Linked DNA regions of Homo sapiens: regions 2 and 3 are each linked to region 1. A link is an interaction called in ENCODE POLR2A ChIA-PET data of the cell type or tissue named here. Cell type or tissue: Panc1. All regions are shown on one strand. Each heading gives the region's core, and the rest is flanking DNA. Links, peaks and the distances in the headings are about the cores only. Region 1 overlaps ABLIM1 (actin binding LIM protein 1). Region 2 has its middle 51 kb from the start of ABLIM1. Region 3 has its middle 73 kb from the start of ABLIM1.

Region 1 (6,580 bases), core at 949-5,948:
TCGTTCTCAGTGTTAGTCCCTTCTTCCAGGAGAAGGGGCCTCAGTGAGCACCCAAAGGCCCACGAATCACTGGTTTTAGCAGGACTCGTTCTCGCCCTAGAGTCTAACTGAATCCCAAACTGGCAGTAAATGATGTCAGGGCTTCTGAGAGCATTCGCTTATCATCCAGTGACCGGATGTGGAGTTAAGGGGATGGGCTGGACCCAAGGCAAGCCCCGACCATGGCATGCCACTGAGCCACGAAGCTGGAGGCACCATACCTTTGCAGGTGAAACACTTGATGTGGAAATGTTTGGTCTGGACCCGAAGCACTTCACCCTTGCAAGGCTCCCCACATTTATGGCAGTGAATGACAGGCTTCTCTGATGGGTGGTGAGGGTCCTGAGGGTGGGCCACTGAAAGAAAATCAACAAAAGATCCAGGTGAGTAGAGAGCATTCCTGCAAAAGGGGTCATCATGGTATCTCTGTAATTTTGGTGTCAAATGAGCCACAGAGATTGATTCGACAGTGTGAACAGAGCAGTCCCTCCAAGTCATAATCCTAGAGACACAAAGACCCATAAGACAGTTGTGGCTTTGACAGTCCCGGGGGGAAAACACCAGGCGTGTTCCTCAATGGAGCCTGCTGTCTTCTCCCTTCTTCCCAAACTTCTCTAGGATGACTTCATTGAACTATTGAATACACAATCTTGCTTAGTTCAATATTTTGTTATGTGGACTTGTAATATGCCTTTATATTGATTTAGAAGGCACCTTCAGAAGGAGTTCACTGTGGACTGTAGGTCCTTGAAGATGGGGACCATTTCTTAAAGTTTATCCTTTTTGTCTCACCAGTTGTATTTCTCCCTCCTTCCCAGCTTCTTGGGACATAGCAGAATGTTCATGTAGCAAAGGTGCTCAGTAAATGTTTCTTTACGTATTAATTAGCAGTGCTGAACAGTTTCTAGCCTGCTTTACCAGAGGGTCATTCCCGATCATAAATGGCAACTCATCTAACCTGTTGCAGGCCTATGATGAGCCTCCCATTATGTGCATAGTGTCTGATACACACACTGCAGGCAGTAAATTTTTAAAAATAAACTAGGAACAACATGGATCTCTCTGAACCTCAGTTTCCTTTCCCATAAAACAAAGGGGATTGGCCCAGGGAATTTATAGGGTCTTTTCAGACCTTAACATCACATGATGGGGCTTACAAGGATACTAAGAGAATACTAAAAGAATACTCTTAGTTTCCAGAGTGTGGCCTTCAGAGACTAGAAGTTATTGTGACTGCCCAGCCCTGGGACTGGGATGTTCAGCCTGCCCTTTACAAAGGCCCAGAGAGAAGGCAGTGAGGGGACACTTGTGGCTTTGAGCTCACCAAGAGTCTTCATTTAACTTGCAGTTTCTCCAGCTAGAGAATGCAGATAGGCAGTGTTTGCTACCAAATTCCTTTTTTGATGTGGGGCCTCAGAAGGAGGAACATGGTGATATATAAAAACATACTCCTTAAGGAATGACATGAGCATTATATGGGACAAGAACATTGAACCTAAAATTAATCAACCAACACAAAGATGATTTTCTCTCCAAAGGTAAAACCAGGTTGAGCAGGGGGTAGATGTGGGCAGATATTGCTGAAACTCAGTTTAGAAAACACCTTACAACAAGGAGCTCGCTGTATACCACAATATAATAGTTCACTGTTTCTCTCAGACCTCAGCAGTGTTCTCATTTTGCCTGGCAAGAGTTTGAACAAGATAGTCCAAATAATCCATTACTAGCTAACTTCTGAGAAACAAGGTTCTTCTTGTGAGATTCTGACTAGGAGCAGGTGTAGTTTCAGGTTGAACACCTGATCTGTGTTCTCTGCAAGGGACCCTGGGAATGGCCACAAAGATACCAAGGTTGCAATTCACCTGCAATTCCTTATCTACCTCCTGGGATCTCTCTTGAAAACCTGTATTTACAACATAACTCAGTTATTATCTAAAGGAATTAAGGAGGGACATGCTCTCAAGATCTGTAAACAATGACTGACTTTTAAAGTGATGTGTATGAAGGCCAAAAAACCTATCCCTTGCACATTAAAAAAAAAAAAAAGAAGAAGAAAAGTTTTCCTTGGCTTGGCACGGTGGCTCACACCTGTAATCCCAGCACTTTGGGAAGCCGAGGTGGGCGGATCACCTGAGGTCAGGACTTCGAGACCAGCCTGGCCAACACGGTGAAACCCCGTCTCTACTAAAAATACAAAATTAGCCTGGCGTGGTGGCACGTGCCTGTAATCCCAGCTACTCAGGGGGCTGAGGCAGGAGAATCGCTTGAACCCAGGAGGCAGAGGTTGCAGTGAGCCGAGATCGCACCATTGCACTCCAGCCTGGGGGACAAGAGTGAGACTTTGTCTCAAAAAAAAAAAAAAAAAAAAGTTTTCCTTAAAAATATCTGCCTTAAGTCCTTGTGTTTTTTAAGTTAATTCCTGCTTCTTATAAGAAAGAAGACAAGTGGTATTTATTGGCATCTACTAAATGCCACACATAGTGCAGGGTGTTTACATAAGCCACTTTATTCTATCCTCACCACCCCTCTCTCTCAGTGAAGTGAGTAATACTGTTCCCATTTGACAGTTGACAGATAAGGAAACAGAGCCGCAGAGCTGAACAACCTGCCCAAGAAGCAGAGGAAGCTGAAAGATCCACGCCCAGGCCTTTCTGACTGCTAAGTTCATGCCCCTTCCATGCTGTTTGTATAAATCAGAAAATTGTTGTAAGTCAAAAATAATTATTTTTATAAGTATTATCATTATGCCTCTAATTTATATGGCAAGTTCAAGTGCCGTTCTAAAAGCAGCAGCTAGGGCTTGGCTTGTAAAGGGGACACACGTAGCAATAAGGTTTTTGATAACTGAGCATGGCACCCAGGTGGTAACACTCAAGGCAACTCTATGGATCCCCCATATCAGAACCTTCTGTACCATGTATTAAAAATGCAGGTTCTTCAGCCCCAATGACTAGGAGTGGGAGTCAGGCATCTACCTTTTTAGTAAACTACTCAAGTGATTCTTACGCATACTCCAATTTAAGAGCTATTTCCCTTTAGAATTCAGACAATATGAATACGCCAGCTATGGAGAAGAGCTAGAATTTCAAAAGTAATTCAAAAGACCATCCTCTTCAGCAACAATATGAGAACACAGTGAATCTCTTGACTACACAGGAGAATGCATTTTTGGATAAGAAAATGCACTGCAGTTTCTCTTGACACTTGAATTTCTTATTGCTAAGCAAGGCAGTCATGCTGAGTAATGATGAGGGAAGGAAAATATCACTTCACTTCTTGGCTTTTCTCTATGTCCGAACAAAGGAGCCACTGCCAATGCTGGCACCAGCTACCAAGCTCAGAACTGGGATCAGCATCTGCATTTTGCATAAGTTTCCCTTTGGAAATATACATTACACCACAAAGTCCCCCATGCCCAGAGATGACTTGCTTTGCCTTCACCCACAGACTAGACTGTGTTTACTTGCCTTTCCTTCACACAACAGCCTAGGCATCTCAGAACAACCTATTTGTAAAGAAATGGGCTGTTCTTACTAGAGAAGGGCAGCATCCAAAGAGCAGAAGATTCAGTTCTTATTTCATCCCAACTCAAGTCAGTGTCAAGAAAGGAATATCTCTCCTTTTCCAAAACGAATAAAGAGGTTAACTTTATATAACTGTCTTTGACAGTCTGGTTGTTACCACATGTATGTTTGTTGACTCGATGCTACAATTTTGAAATATGCTGAGTCATTTCCAATACAGACATGACATTGATTCTGCACTCCCCTTATCTGCCAACTGGTTGTGCTGCAAAATTTACTTGACTGTTCCATCTTTCAAGGCCCAAGCGGTCCCTACTTATTTTACTGATAGGGAAACTGAGGAGCAAAGAGTTTACATTCCTTGCCCAAAGTCATCAGGAGTTACTGGCAGAGGCATACTTAGCACTCAGGCTCCCAGCACTTTCCACTGTACTGACTAGTCAATGATTTACCCTGGAACTTGAGCAGACACAGTTCAAACCTTCCATGGCTCATCAATTTTGTTGCCTAAATAAGGATTGTACAATGAAAAACCAAAAGCATGGCTGCACACTCTCTGAACAATGAGGAAATACCTACAAAGAGCCAAGAGTCTACCTGCCTGAAAAGGTAACGGGATTCCTCCACTGCAGAATACCCAGTTTAGAGGAATTCTCACTACTCAGCTAAAGCAGCCAATTGCATTGCTTACTGAGGAGTTTCACACTGTCTTTCAGAGTCAAGCAAAGCAGATCAGCCATGTCTCTGAACTCCAGTGCAGGACAGAAAGCAAAAATGCCATTTTTGATGTGTTACTTTTGGAATGTCTATTAACGATCTCAGGCAATGAGACTGGGGGAAGGAGACCATTAAAGAAATCCCAGTAATCTTCAGTGCAGTCAAGCAGAGGCCATGGCAGGTCATAAGAGGAAGTCCACAAAGCTAAGCAGAGTCCTTCTTTCCAAATCCAGAACTAGCCTCATCTTGCCCAAGCTACCTCTCTCTGGGGGACAGACTGTGGAACTAGACTGCCAGAAACAGAACATCTGGGAAAGCGTATTTGAAATAAAAATCTCCTTAGCAGTAGCAGGTAAATATCACAAGCCTGTGACAGAGTCCAATTTTTTATTTTATTTTTTATTTTTTGAGACAGAGTCTTGCTCTGTCGCCAGGCTGGAGTGCAGTGGTGCGATGTCAGCTCACTGCAACCTCTGCCTCCTGGGTTCAAGCAATTCTTCTGCCTCAGCCTCCCTAGTGACTGGGACTATAGGCGCACACCTCCATGCCCAGCTAATTTTTGTATTTTTAGTAGAGATGGAGTTTCCCCATGTTGGCCAGGATGGTCTTGATCTCTTGACCTTGTGATCCGCCCGCCGTGGCCTCCCAAAGTGCTGAGATTACAGGCGTAAGGCACCGCACCCAGCCCAGAGTACTCTTAGTTACAGCTTGCTCTGGGTCATCTGAAATACTCAGTATCTTGCAGGTAACATACACATTCTCCCTCTCAAGCCCCCTTCCTTCCCCACTGCACCATCACTCCCTAACCCATAAGCCTTTGGAACAACACGGTGCTTGATGGCTTCCAAAGCCCTTTCCTCTTCTCTATCTCATTTCACTCTCACAGGAGTTCTCAGGTAGGAAGAGCAGGTACTGTCAACCCCTTCTTAGAAATAGACAAACTGAGGCTCAGAGGAATGAAGTGACTCACCCAAGGTGGCGCAGCCAAGAAATAAAGAGTTGGCAGTCACCTAGTGCAGTGACTTCTAATCCAGACCTCTTTATACCAGAATAATCCCCTAATTACCAGTGCTTGAACCTTGATTCTGCCCTCTCCTTCATTTCCCAACAAATTTGTCCACCTTCACATCCCCTGTGCCTCAATCCCTTTTCTCACCCCAGCAGCCCAGGCCCTCAACTCCTTTTTCTCAGATTACTGAAAATTCCCTACGCCCTTGCACCCTTTTTTATTTTTCGAGACTGAGTTTCACTCTGTCACCAGGCTGGAATGCAGTGGTGCGATCTTGGCTCACTGCAATCTCTGCCTCCTGGGTTCAAGAGATTCCTCTGCCTCAGCCTCCCAAGTAGCTGGGACTACAGGTGTGCACCACCACGCTCAGCTAATTTTTGTATTTTAGTGGAGACGGGGTTTCACCATGTTGGCCAGGATGGTCTCCATCACCTGACCTCGTGATCCACCCGGCTCTGCCTCCCGAAGTGTTGGGATTACAGGCGTGAGCCACCGCGCCCGGCCTCTGGCGTTTTTCTCCAGATGCAACCAGCAAAGCGTATTCTACCCAAGGAGGTGCAGCCTAACTCCCCACTCCTTAAGTATGGGCTGTACATAGTGATCTCCTCCCAAAGAGCACAATGTGGATAGGAAGAAAAAAATGACTAACTTTACAATAGAGAAATCTGACAGACAATGCCCCAGCCACATGAGCAAGGTAAACATCAACAGTGATAAGTCACGTTGACAGAATGTACCTTTGATATGATGTGATGAAAATGGGCACTTTGCCTCTGTGGTCTTCCTTCCAAAAACAAAACAAAACAAAACCCATAATCCCTATGAAATCATGAGAAAAATCCCAAATGGAGGGACATTCTACAAAACAAAAACACCTGACAAGTACTCTTCAAAATTGTAAAGATCATAAAAAACAAAGAACATCTGAGAAATGATCACAGCCAAGAGGAGCCTACGGAGATGTGATGACTAAACGTAATGTGGGATCCTGGATGGGATCCCAGAACAGAGAAAGAACATTAGGTAAAAACTACGGAAATCTGAATAGTGTGGACTTTAGTTCATAACAGTGTGCCAATACGGTCCAGTAATTATAACAAGTGTGTTACACCAACGCAAAATGTTACTAACAGGGGAAACCAAGTGTTGAGTATACAGGAAATACCTGTATTATCTTCTCAATTTTTTTTATTCACCTAAAATGGTTTTAAGAAAATAAAGCTTATAGGCCGGGCACCTTGGCTCATGCCTGTAATCCCAGAATTCTGGGAGGCCAAGGTGCGTGGATCAT
Region 2 (6,580 bases), core at 757-5,756, 100 kb after region 1:
AATCCTAAACTATGAGTTATTCTCACAAATGTCTGCTGGCAATGATGATACCAAAATTGACCCTGAGAAACAAATTAATGCACAGTCCACATGCTGGAAGCACAAACAATAAACAACTATAAATCCCAGCACCAAATTTTTCCCTGGAGGCGGATGCCAGGTATGATTTAAGAGTCTGAAGGAGGAGAGAGAACCACATATTTCTCTCTCTCCACACCAATGTAATGAAGCCTGAGGCTAAAGACGTCCACAGCAACTGCTGAATTATAATCTGTGGAAGCAGGGTTACAAGAGATAACCTTTCAGGGCAATATTTTCCTAAAAGCTGAGAACTTGTTTTGTTGTTTTTGTTACATCCCCCAAGGGGTTTCATAATCCTAATACTCATTTCTTATAATGAGAACGGCCTGCTACTGTGATTCATTATGTTTCAGTTTTCTTCTACTTTAAAAAAAAAAAAATTCAGCCCTGCCCAGTCCTAAAGAACATGAAAACAACCTCTCCCGAAACTTACAGGGAGCCTGGAAGGCATCATTAATACACTTTCAGGCATACAGAATGGTGTATTGTAGACCAGCACTGTCAATGGAAATAGAATGTGATATACAAATAATGTAATTTAAATTTGTCTAGTAACTACATTAGAAAGGTAAAAAGAAACAGGTAAAATTAATTTTAAGATTTTTAAGATTTTTATTTAACCTAATATATCAAAAATACTGTCATTTCAAACGTGGTCAATGACCACATGTGATGAGTGACTACCATACATACAGTGCAATTAGAGACCATCATATCCCAAAGTTCTCCAGTAAGGGTTCAGTTTTTTGCTGTTGTTGCTGTTGATGGAGTCTCGCACTGTCACCCAAGATGGAGTGCAGTGGTGCAGTCTCAGCTCACTGCAATCTCTGCCTCCCAGGTTCAAGCGATTCTCCAGCCTCAGCCTTCCGAGTAGCTGGAACTACAGGCGCACACCACCACACTCAGCTAATTTTAAAATTTTTAGTAGAGACGAAGTTCACCATGTTGGCCAGGCTGGTCTTGAATTCCTGACCTCAAGTGATATGCCTGCCTTGGCCTCCCAAAGTGCTGGGATTACAGGCGTAAGCCACCACACCTGGCCCAGTTTTGTTTTAATGACAAATTTGCTAAACCATCAATCCTGCTGCCCCTGGCTTCCTGAGTACTAGTCATAAAAAACTAATTACCGGCCGGGCACGGTGGCTCACACTTATAATCCCAACACTTTGGGAGGCCGTGGTGGGCGGATCACTTAAGGCCAGGAGTTCGAGACCAACCTGGACAACATGGTGAAAACACGGTCTCTACTAAAAATACAAAAATTAGCCAGGCGTGGTGGCGGGTGCCTGTCATCCCAGCTACTCGGCAGGCTGAGGCAGGAGAATCACTTGAACATGGGAGACAGAGGTTGCAGTGAGCGGAGATTGCACCATTGCACTCTAGCCTGGGCGACAAGAGCAAAACTCCGTCTCAAAACAAACAAACAAACAAACAACAACAACAACAAAAAACCTAATTACCAACAGTTTTCAATTTTGTACTAAGCCTTTATGCTAACCGCTGTTTTTCAAAGCCTGTCCTGGTGGCAGGTCTTTTATTTGTTTACATGTGGTGCTGCAGACAAAACAGGTGCAACTCAACGGTCTTGATGATGGAAAACCTTGTTAAAACCAACCTTAGTCACTAAGGAGAAGAGCGTTTAAAAAAGGAGCCCCCATGAGAATGATGGCAAGCGTGAAATGCATGCCGAGCTACCTCCAGACAAAGTGATCCAGCTTCTGGTACATTCTGAAACAAAACGACCTCAACAGGCACCATTCCAAGGCTGTAATTATGATGGCAACATAGCTACACCCTCTGAAGGCCATTATGAATCTCTTGGTCTAAGAAAAACAGCCGCTGTTTCCCTGAAAGAGCTTCCTCCAGTCCTCTCCAGGCTCCTTCTGCCACAGAAAAAGGAGTGTCCCAGTTCCCTCCTCCCTGCTTGGCAAGGAGCATGGAGGAAGGGACAGGGACCCTCCTTCCCTGGGACCCCAAAACTACATGGGGATGGTAACTGGAGGTAGACATGACACCCATTAAAGTAAGTTGTGTATTTCTGGCAAAAGAAAGGAGCAAGAGGGGGTACAGGGGAAAACATGGGGAGAATAAGAAGACAACAAAAGGAAAGCAAATGAACTGAGTACTTTTTAAAGGAGCTGCTATTCTCCATCTATATTTGGGGGATAAAAGCAAAGTTAAGAAAGAGGAAAGAAGAGCAGAGAAAATAACCAACTGACTAATAAAATCTACATATCCTAAAAGTCAATTCTAGGTGATAAAATCTGGGGTCAGTTTTTTAATGCTTGATAAACTTTGCACCAAGCTGATCATACTTAATGTTCAGGGACCACCTTCAAAGTCCTCATCTTTATCCACATGGCCACAGGTTTGTAAAATCTGTACCAAAAAGTGATATTTTAATCACCATCTTTTAAGATTACCATGTCTTTCCATTTTGACCTCCCCTCTTCCAGGTCAGCATTGGAATGGCACTGGTATTGGTACTTTTCGAGAAGCATTTTTTAAGAACTTGGCTAAGGGGAAGTTGATTAGGGCTATATTTAGTTTTAGGTTTCATGGACCACATGTATGGCTGTATGGTCACTTCCCTGCATAGTTAAGTTACTGCTAGCTATTACTGCAAATTGTGGAAATGATTTCTAGAAACTTTTACTGTTTACTATGGTGACTCATCTAGAGTCATGATATGGAAATGCAAGACCAGAAGCCATGCCGTGATAGGAATGTGTTCCTTAGCACCCAACACTGGAGTTAGATGGGAATGCGTTCCTTAGCACCCAACACTGGAGTTTGTTACGTAGTGGAAGAGAAACAAGGTTTGAATCGTATAAAGCAGAAAGCTGGTTTATAGAAAAATCTTCCAGCCATCAGACCTGTAATATTAGGAGCAGAGAATCTTGTTTTCATCAACATAGAGTCAAAACAGAAGTTCTCTCCTGTCATAAATATGCTTAAAACAGTTATAATTATAAATGCACCATATACATTTTTAATGGCCACTATGTGAAATGGAGATGATCAAAATTCCTATATTTATTGATCTAAAACTGTAGCAGTGAGTACATTTGTGTATGAGATTGTTTTATGTAAACCAGCTACCAAAAATAAAAGATAAATTTCAATAAACTACGCTAGAGGAAAGGCGAAAGGTTCTTTTCTCTACATAGAAAAAACTACAAAGTTATTGTCATATGAAAAGGCAATCAAGGAATATGCTGTCAAAAATGTAGCAGGGAAAATATTATACAGGTACGTCAGAACATGTTTATTAATCAGCTGCTTGTTAGTTTTCTGTATTTTATGATATTTAGGAATTACCACTTTTGAAATGTTGTCATTTGTTGTGACTTTTTTCCCTTCCTAAATATTCACTTTGATGTTTAACTTTGTGTTCATAATTTTTTATGCTTTTTCTAAACAGGGTTCTCAAACTTACATAAGCCTCAGGGTCCATAAAACCTTGACTTTCCCCTAATCTGTGATAATAACTACATATACCACCACTCCCACCATGTGCACACATGTGTACACACACATATTTACTTGGGCAAGAGTTGTCATGCAACTAAAATCTCCTATTCTTTGAAGTAAATGGTTACTCAGGTCCAAGATTTCCACTGGACTTGCTATCCACTTCTTTTACAGCTCAACTGCCCAACAGATCCAGAGTTAGAGTGACTCAGTAGGGCTTTGGCAACTATCAGAATTGTATTACAGTGCAATCTTTACCAGCCTCGGCAACATGGTGAAATCCCATTGTATTAATCTGTTCTCACACTGCTAATAAAGACATACCCAAAATTGGGTAATTTTAAAGGAAAGAGGTTTAATTGACTCACAGTTCGATAGGGCTAGGGAAGCCTCACAATCATGGCAGAAAAGCAAGGGATATCTTACATGGTGGCAGGCAAGACAGAATGAGAGACAAGCAAAAGGGGAAACCCCTTATAAAACCATCAGATCTCATGAGACTTATTCACTACCACGAGAACAGTATGGGAGAAACCATCCCCATATTAAATTATCTCCCACCAGGTTCCTCCCACAACATGTGCAAATTATGGGAGCTACAATTCAAGATGAGATTTGGGTGGGAACGCAGCCAAACCATATCACCCATCTCTACTAAAAACATAAAAATTAAACAGGCTTAGTGGCTTGCACTTGTAGTCCCAGCTACTTGGGAGCTGGGGTGGGAGGATTGCTTGAGCACAGGAGGTCAAGGCTGCAATGAGCCATGATGGTGCCACTGCACTCCAGCCTGGGCGACAGAGCCCACTGTGTCTCAAAAAATAAATAAAAATAAAATAAAGCAATCTTCACAGAACACATATTTTGGCTTTCCAGAAAGAAACACAAGGGACCATATTTGCACACTAAGTATTTGTGTTCCATTCGATCAGTAGAAAAGGCAAGGCTTTGGAGCATTTGCTTATCCCTCACGCATTCCAAAATCCCAAAGACATCTGATGGGTTCCACTCAAAGATGACCTATAAGCTCATGCCGGTTTATATGTGGGCCTAAGAAGGCCACTCCATGACTAGGACAATGTTCAGGATATTCCTACTCTTTTGAAGAATCTGTTGTCCCTGTATGTCTTCTGTTTCTGTCTGAAGATCTATGTTTTCCCCTATCAATCACAAGAACAAAAGTAGCAAAAGTCATCTTATTTCTGGTTGTTACACGTAAGGAACGGAATGGCTTCTGCTTTCCAGGCTCCCATTAGAAATTGTGTTTCACTAGGGGTTTGCATCATTTTCTTTTGCCATTTGTCTGCAGTCATCCCACTTCAACTTACCAAGAGCCCTCCTGTTGCTATACAATGGCTTTTATAGGGTACTGGGTATGTCTCAGAGCCTCTTCATCCATAACCTTCCCTTGTCTTTTGATGTTCAGTTTCCATGGTGACAGTGTTAAGACCATTGAGAAGCCAACTGTAAAGCTTATGATAGACCCAAATCTCACAGTCACAGACACCACTCTAACACCAGGCGTGCCAGCCCCCACGCTAAACCTGCATATCAGCCAGAGTCTTGGCAGGTGACAGATGTTACAATCAAACTGGAGAACTTGAAAAAGGTTTAACAAAGGGGATATTTACAAAGGTGTGGTCAGGGTTCAGGTAAACCCACAAGGGGCATGCACTACCCTGAGCCAGCAACAGTGGGGAGCTGTTGCTTACCCCTAGGCCTAAAGAGGCAAGGGGTGGAGTCGATGCTAGAACCTGAAGTGAGTAGCTGAGTGGAGAGGGAGGGGGGCTTGTCAGGACCTGTGGCCTTTCATAGACAGACAACCAACAGTGACCTGGTAGAGAAGGAGTCCAGGGAATAAATACCCCAACCACACTCTCCTCCCACCCTCAGATATCCTGCTAAGTGCCCCCCGCACCAACTGGGCCCAACTTGAAGCAGAAGTCAAGGGAGCCGTTGCTGTAGCCATCGGGGTTAGTCTCTAGGAGCACAGCAGGGCAAAGGGTGGAGAATGGAATCGGAGGAGCATGTGGAAAATATTCAGCATATCCTGCCTGGGGGTCTCCAGGGTGACAGGGAAAAGATTTTCATTACAAAGTACATTAATGGCTGGGCTCGGTGACTCACACCTGTAATCCCAGCACGTTGGGAGGCCAAGGTGGTTGGATCATTTGAGGTCTGGAGTTCAAGACCAGTCTGGCCAACATGGTGAAACCTGATCTCTACTGAAAATACAAAAATTAGCCAGGCATGGTGGTGGGCACCTGTAATCCTAGCTACTCGTGAGGCTGAGGCAGGAGAATCACTTGAACCCGGGAGGCAGGGGCTGCAATGAGCCGAGATCACGCCACTGCACTCCAGCCTGGGTGACAGAGCGAGACTCCGTCTCGAAAAAAAAAAAAAAAAAAAAAAAAGTACATGAATGCTATAATTAAAAGCCATAGTAGTTCCTTCATAAGACCTGAAAATTACAATATAGAGATAAAAGATGGTTTTCAAGCCAACATAATAAATGCATAAGAAGAAATTTAGGAACAAAAAAGACAACAGCCTATTATGGGCTACCCTCAGTTACATTAGCTGTATTTATCCAAGGTCACCTCCTATTTACCCAGCTCCCCGAAGCCATGCTGGCTTTCTTGGTTTGGTTTTCCTCTTCGTTGTCACCATATTGTGAGACATGCCTGCTAAGTGGATGGAAGAATTAGATGACAGTCTGAGGCTACTAGTGAAAACTTTCAGTGGTATATAGAACAACTCTGGTACAAAATGATCTATGACACGGGAATATTTGGAGTTTCTTCAAGTAATGTTGAACCTGCTCAGCAAAACTGTCAATGATTTTCTATAATTACTTCTTATTGATTACAAATAAAACCGTAGGGCAATGGATTGCCCCGACTTAGAGCTCCATCCATTAATGAAACACGCATCTTCATGGCCAGGCACAGTGGCTCACACATGTAGTCCTAGCTACTCAGGAGGACAAGATGGGAGGATCCCTTGAGCCCAGGAGTTCAAAGTT
Region 3 (6,580 bases), core at 709-5,708, 130 kb after region 1:
TGCACGCTGCATCAGGAAGACACATGTAAGCATGTTCATTGCATCATTATTGTAATGGCAAGACATTGAAGGGAGGGAGTATCTAAATATCCATCAACATTAAGAATGGGTAAATAATGACATAGTCATAAAATACGATAAGGCAGTAAAAAAAAAAAAAAAAAGAGTGAGCTATAGCAACATGTACCAACATGAATTAATCTGAAAGACAAAATGGAGAGCCAAAAAAAAAAAAAATAGAAAAAACAAAAAGCAAGCTGTGGATGCTTTTATATTAAGGGTAAAAATGTGCAAAGCTGTGATGTGTATTGTTCGTCTACATATATATGTGAGAATACTCTAAAAGCATGATAGTGAGAACACCAAATTCAATTACCTCTGGGCAGAGGAGATTTAAGTGATCTGGGAGGGGCCTGTAGGAGAATTCAGCTGTATTTGTAACATTTTATTTCTTAAAACAATCTGAAGTATGGCAAAACTGTAACATTCTATATAGCAGGGTGCATATCATGCTTTTTCTGTTCTTTTCTGTATGTTCCAAACACTTTTTATTTTAAAGTGCTCATGAAGTAATGTTTTCCAATATGCAGTTAAGGAGTCCATCCATGCATTCATTCATTCATTCAAATATACTGAGCATAAGCAGGCACCTTTCTAGGTACTGCAACAGTAACATTTACTCTGCGTAGCCAAGTTACAGGCCTGTGCTAAGCATCTTACATGCTTTAGCTCTTTTAATCCTAATTTCATCCTCATGCTCTCATGAGGAAAGTGAGGCCTAGGGAAAGTACTTGACCAAGGTCTCACAGTGAGCAAGTAGCAGAACTAAGATATGACCCAGAAGGACTCCAAAGCCAATGTTCTCCACCATGACGCTCCACATCCAGAGGCTTAAATGCATGGATACACCCTGAGCTCCAAAACATGCTGGCCCTTCCACTCAGCCTGGCAGCACCACCCTGTTCTCACGCTGACCACACCATCAAACTCTAAGGCTCCAGGGAAATGAGGACTCTATTTTAAAAAGATTAAGGGCTTCTGGTCTCTCATGACCAGAGCTAATTATCTCTAGTATAAAAATACCCCAAGGGCCAAATCTGGAAGTAATTTGCACAGTCCAATTCCCAAATTGAAACAGAAGCTACTGAATGAGTGTTTAAGTTCTTTGATTGTGAATGACCATGACTGCCCTAAGGACACAGGACATAGGAAACTGTGTGGCTTGGGTAAGGAATGGAATCTGGACACAAATCCAAGGTGTTTCTGAAACCCACGACTGAGAAAATGAGACCATACAACCATATTTTGAGAAATAGGGAAAAGGCAATATTCTGATGGTACTGAAGTTTGCTAGGCAAAACTCCTTTCTAATGGTTTTGCCTGTGGTCTACTGCTCTGCTAATAAAAAGCCATGTTATTCAGCTTGGCCAGTACAATTACTGGGTAAAAAATAAGCCAATGAAAAAACAACAGTTTTCTCACTCTTTAAGCCACTTCACTAGAATACAAACGTTTTGAGAACAGGGGCATTATTATGTCAGTTAACTTTCATTTCATTCAAATAAGTCAACCTAATTCAGTGGCTTTCTATTCTTCATCCAAAAACTCCTTTACTTTTCATACAAACGGTTGTATTTCTTTTCTGAAATAATGTGAACACAAAGAATTTATTCCGTAAAAGGAAAATGTAGAATATAAGTAGCTGGAATGCTGTTTCCTATAATGAAGTACAGAATTCTACTTAGGAGCTGGGTGTGGTGGCTCACGCCTGTGATCCCTGCACTTTGGGAGGCCAAAGCAGGTGGATCCCTTGAGGTCAGGAGTTCCAGACCAGCCTGGGAAACATGGTGAAACCCCATCTCTACTAAAAATACAAAAATTAGCCAGGTGTGGCGATGCACGCCTATAATCCCAGCTACTCAGGAGGCTGAGGCAGAAGAATCGCTTGAACCTAAGAAGCAGAGGTTGCAGTGAGCCGAGATCGTGCCACTGCACTCCAGTCTGGTCAACAGTGTGAAACTCCATCTCAAAAAAAAAAAAAAAAAAAAAAGAATTCCACGTAGAGAAGGGCTGAGTAAGCACTATGATCAGTCACCAAGAGAAATCTGGAGCCACTGGACTTAATGAAACTATTGATGGATTATGTAACTGATCCCTAAATTACACAAATTAGAGCTAAGTTCATAGCCAACCAATGGCAAGTATATGGATCTTTAAAGAATAATACTGGTTTTATTCATAAATCAATTAAATATCTATATGATTTTTTCAACTTTCTCATCGACTTTGTTTTTGAGATACAACGTACATATCAACTCACCCTTTTAAAGTGTACAATTTAGTGGTTTTTGGTATATTCAAGCAGTTGTGCAACCATCACTACTACCTAATTCTGTAATATTTCATCACACCAAAATAAAACCTTGTGTCCATTTGCAGTCACTCCTCATTCCCCCTCCTCCAGGCCATGGCAACCACTAGTCTACTTTTTGTCCCTAGACATTTACCTATTCTGGATATTTCATGTAAATAGAATCACACAATATCTGATCTTTGGTGCTGGTCTCTTTCACTTAGTGTGTTTTCAAGGTCCATCCATATTATAGCATGCATGAGCTCTACTTAATTCCTTTTCACTGTTGAATAATATACCATTGTACGGATACACCACATTTTGTTTATCTATTCACCAGTTGATGTATATTTGAGTTGTTTGCAATTTTGGCTATTATGAATAATGGGCTGTACACATTTGTGTACAAGTTTTTGCATAGATTGTTTGTTTGTTTGAGCTGGAGTCTCACTCTGTCGCCCAGGCTGGAGTGCAGTGGCATGATCTTGGCTCACTGCAACCTCCGCCTCCCGGGTTCAAGCAATTCTCCTGGCTCAGCCTTGCGAGTAGCTGAGATTACAGGTGCCTGCCACCACACCCAGATAATTTTTTTTATTTTTAGTAGAAACAGGGTTTCACCATGTTGCCCAGGCTAGTCTTGAACTCCTGACCTCAGGTGATCTGCGTGCCTCGGCCTCCCAAAGTGCCAGGACTATGGGCATGAGCCACCATGCCTAGACATGTTTGTTTGTTTGTTTGTTTGTTTGTTCATTTTTTGGAGATGGAGTCTCACTCTGTCGCCCACACTGGAGTGCAGTGGCATGACCTTGGCTCACTGCAACCTCCACCTCCTAGGTTCAAACCTTGGCTCACTGCAAACTCCACCTCCTAGGTTCAAACCTTGGCTCACTGCAACCTCCACCTCCTAGGTTCAAACCTTGGCTCACTGCAAACTCCACCTCCTAGGTTCAAACCTTGGCTCACTGCAACCTCCACCTCCTAGGTTCAAGCGATTCTCCTGCCTCAGCCTCCCAAGTAGCTAGGATTACAGGCGGGTGCCACCACACCCAGCTAATTTTTGTATTTTCAGTAGAGACAGGGTTTCACCATGTTGGCCAGGCTGGTCTTGAACCCCTGGCCTCAAATGATCCACCTGCCTCGGCCTCCCAAAGTGCTGGGATTACAGGCGTGAGCCACCACGCCTAGTGCATAATGTTTTCAGTCCTCTTGGTTATACAGCTTGGAGTGGAATTGCTAGGTCACATAGTAACTCTATATTTAACTTTTTGAGGAACTGCCAAATTGTTCTCTAAAGTGGCACACTATTTTACATTCTCACCAGCAATGTATTAGTGTTCCAATTTCTCTATATTCTCATCAACACTTGTATTCTCTGTCTTTTTTTTATTACAACCATCCTATTGAGTGTGAAGTGATATCTTTTGGGTTTGATTTGCATTTTTCTTTTCTTTTCTTTTCTTTTTTTTTTTTTTTTTTTTTGAGACAGAGTCTCGCTCAGTCACCCAGGCTAGAGTGCAGTGGCGCCACCTCGGCTCACTGCAACCTCCACCTCCCAGATTCAAGCGATTCTCCTCGATTTGCATTTTTCTAATGGCTAATGATGTCGAACATCTTTTCATGTGCTAGTTGGTCATTTCTATGTCTCTTTGTAGAAAGGTCTATTCAAGTCCCTTGCAAATTTTAAAATTAGGTTATCTGTGGGTTTTTTGGTTGAGTTATAACAGTTCTTTATATATTCTGAAAAATAGACCCTTATCAGATATATGATTTGCAAATATTTTTTCCCATTCTGTAGGTTGCAATTTTGCTTTCTCAATAATGTCATTTAAAGCACAAAAGATTATGATTTTGATGAAATCTATTCCATTTATTTTTTCCTTGGTTGCTTGTGCTAAGAAATCGTTGCCTAGTCCAAAGTCATAAAGATTTATACCTATGTTTTTTTCTATCTCACTTACTTTTAGTTATGCTACCATGGTATCTTTTATACATCATTATAAACTGCCTTAAATTATTTCTAGAAAAAAGGAAAAGATTAATAAATTAATTTTGAAGCCATAGTCACTGAAAAGGCCAACTATATAAATTACTTTAATACATGGAAATATCTATGACAAATAATCCTTAAACACAAAACTAAAGAAGATAAAACTCAAAATGTAGAAGTGAATTTTTTGCATTGACTCATGCTCCAACTGAACTTCAGGTGATATAAACCTCATTTAATGTTCAGATTCTCTCATCTATATTATTATGTCCATCTAGCGTAAATATAATAATTAAGAATGTGCTGGAATCACTGATTCCATATTATGAATCCTAAAAGTGGCTCAATTATGTTGTGGAGAGCCATGAGTGTAGTTACAGAATTTGGACTTTGCTCTGTAAGCAAAACTGCTTAGAAGGGTTTTCAGCAAGGAAGTGACACAATCTCATTGGTAAGTTAGAAAGATTGGGTGGGATGCCAGGTACAGTGTGAATCAGGTACTAGTAGGTGATAGGTGATTGATAGGTCCAGGGTGGAAGAACAGAGGGAACAGAGTCCTAATCAAAGACCACAGGGAAAACAGCAACTATTCTGAATCCTTTGAATTTTTATGCAATACAAAGTAGGACCAAAAAAATTGCCCTTTAGAACAAAATAACCTAATGCTCATGGGGCTTGAGCATATGTAATTCAGCTACTGTAATGCTGTACCCCGAGCAAAAACATGCCCTTTGAAGATTTAAAGTTTAGTCTCTGAAATTAATTTAATCAGACATGCTAAACAATGTAAAAGTCAGCCTTCTTGTAGCATGCTGAGCTAAAGTTATTTATTTATGTTCTGAACTGGACCCTACTGAGATAAATCCTTCAAGATGTCACACCCCATTTTCTTCAGTACCCAGGAACACAGGTAGTGCCTGGGGAAATCAATTAATAACATCCAGATTCAGTATTCTTATAATTAGATAAAGGATGTGTTTGCTCCCAATAAGTCGCAGACCAGGTACATCTGCCAGATACCACCTGTATCAGAAACATACGCCTCCATTGCTGATTTGTTCTATAAAAATGTTTCTGGCATTTCATTCTTCTTTTATATTTTAACCAACAACTCCAGATTTGAGAACCTTGCAACTTTATTTTTTTTTAATTATTATTATTTTTTGAGATGAAGTCTCACTCTGTCACCCAGGCTGGATAGAATACAGTGGCACAATCTTGGCTCACTGCAATCTCTGCCTCCCAGATTCAAGCAATTCTCCTGCCTCAGCCTGCCAAATAGCTAGGATTACAGGCGTGTGCCACCATGCCCGGCTGATTTTTGTTTTTTAGTAGAGATGGGGTTTCGCCATGTTGGTCAGGCTGGTCTCAAACTTCTGACCTCAGGTGATCCGCCCACCTCAGCCTCCCAAAGTGCTGGGATTATAGGCATGAACCATCACGCTTGGCCATGACCTTGCAACTTTAATAGCTGGATTCAGTAACTCTAACTGGTCTTCCTGCCTTTGTTCCCTGCCCCAGCTCCTTGTCACCTAATCTAATTCACCCTATAACTGGTTCTCCACCAAATCTCCCTAAAATACCACTTAGATGATGGCACTCCCTTGCTCAAAACCTTCAAAATGCCTTTCTGTTTACACAGCTAAATCCATAACCTCACATTCGTGCCCTCCATAATGTGGTCCTAACCCAGGTTTCCAACCTTACTCCAATGACACTCTCCCAAAGTCTCCATTCTAGCCAAATTGGTTTCCTTCAGTTTCTCCCAGACAATTCTTCAACACAACACCCCCGCAACTCTCGCACCTTGTTCCCCCAATCCTCCTTCTCTGGAAGGCCCACCTCACCCTCTGTTTTCCAAATCCTTTGCAATGATCTGCAAATATTTTCTCAGCTCAACTCCTTGGGAGAGGAAGACTTCCCAGACCACTGGGCACATAATAAGGTTGTGTGCTTTCCTGCCCGTGACATGACTTATCCTGGCACCAAATCCTCATCTGATAATTTTACATGGATTATTGAATTTTCAAAAGGGATAAATCCTCTTCACAACCAAACGGGAGGTTTCCTGAGGGTTGGGTTTCTTTGGTATGTATCTCACACTGCCCAACAGAATGCCCTTCATCTAGCGATAACTTAGTAAATAACTAATAAGTAAACATACGCAAAATAGGCTTACTAAATAGCTAATAATTAAGTAAACGTAGGAAAGTTCTTGGCTGGAAGAGCTTTAAAGTGAG

Evidence for each region. ChIA-PET counts read pairs that join two places held together with the same protein. Peaks named below come from ENCODE experiments on the same cell type or tissue, not always from the same donor. Only the 100,000 strongest peaks of a DNase experiment are listed, where the experiment ranks them.
Region 2: POLR2A ChIA-PET joins it to region 1 with 10 read pairs; 4 of 35 experiments call an interaction of 5 or more read pairs at or near these places.
Region 3: POLR2A ChIA-PET joins it to region 1 with 13 read pairs; 3 of 35 experiments call an interaction of 5 or more read pairs at or near these places.

The regions. Positions count from the first base shown.
Region 1 is chr10:114,601,567-114,608,146 of GRCh38, forward strand. It overlaps ABLIM1 (actin binding LIM protein 1), which reads right to left. Exons shown (of 23, transcript NM_002313.7): 2 at 261-395. Among named protein-coding and RNA genes, the nearest start is that of ABLIM1, 53 kb to the right of the region's middle. In Panc1, for the core only: no CTCF peak of the experiment used is centred there; no DNase peak of the experiment used is centred there; H3K27ac peaks cover 4,067 bases.
Region 2 is chr10:114,706,409-114,712,988 of GRCh38, forward strand. It overlaps a transcript of ABLIM1 not described here. Among named protein-coding and RNA genes, the nearest start is that of ABLIM1, 51 kb to the left of the region's middle. RefSeq lists an enhancer at 5,356-5,855. In Panc1, for the core only: no CTCF peak of the experiment used is centred there; DNase peaks (open chromatin) are centred at 2,823 and 3,639; H3K27ac peaks cover 5,000 bases.
Region 3 is chr10:114,728,370-114,734,949 of GRCh38, forward strand. It overlaps a transcript of ABLIM1 not described here. Among named protein-coding and RNA genes, the nearest start is that of ABLIM1, 73 kb to the left of the region's middle. In Panc1, for the core only: a CTCF peak has its summit at 3,896; no DNase peak of the experiment used is centred there; H3K27ac peaks cover 4,632 bases.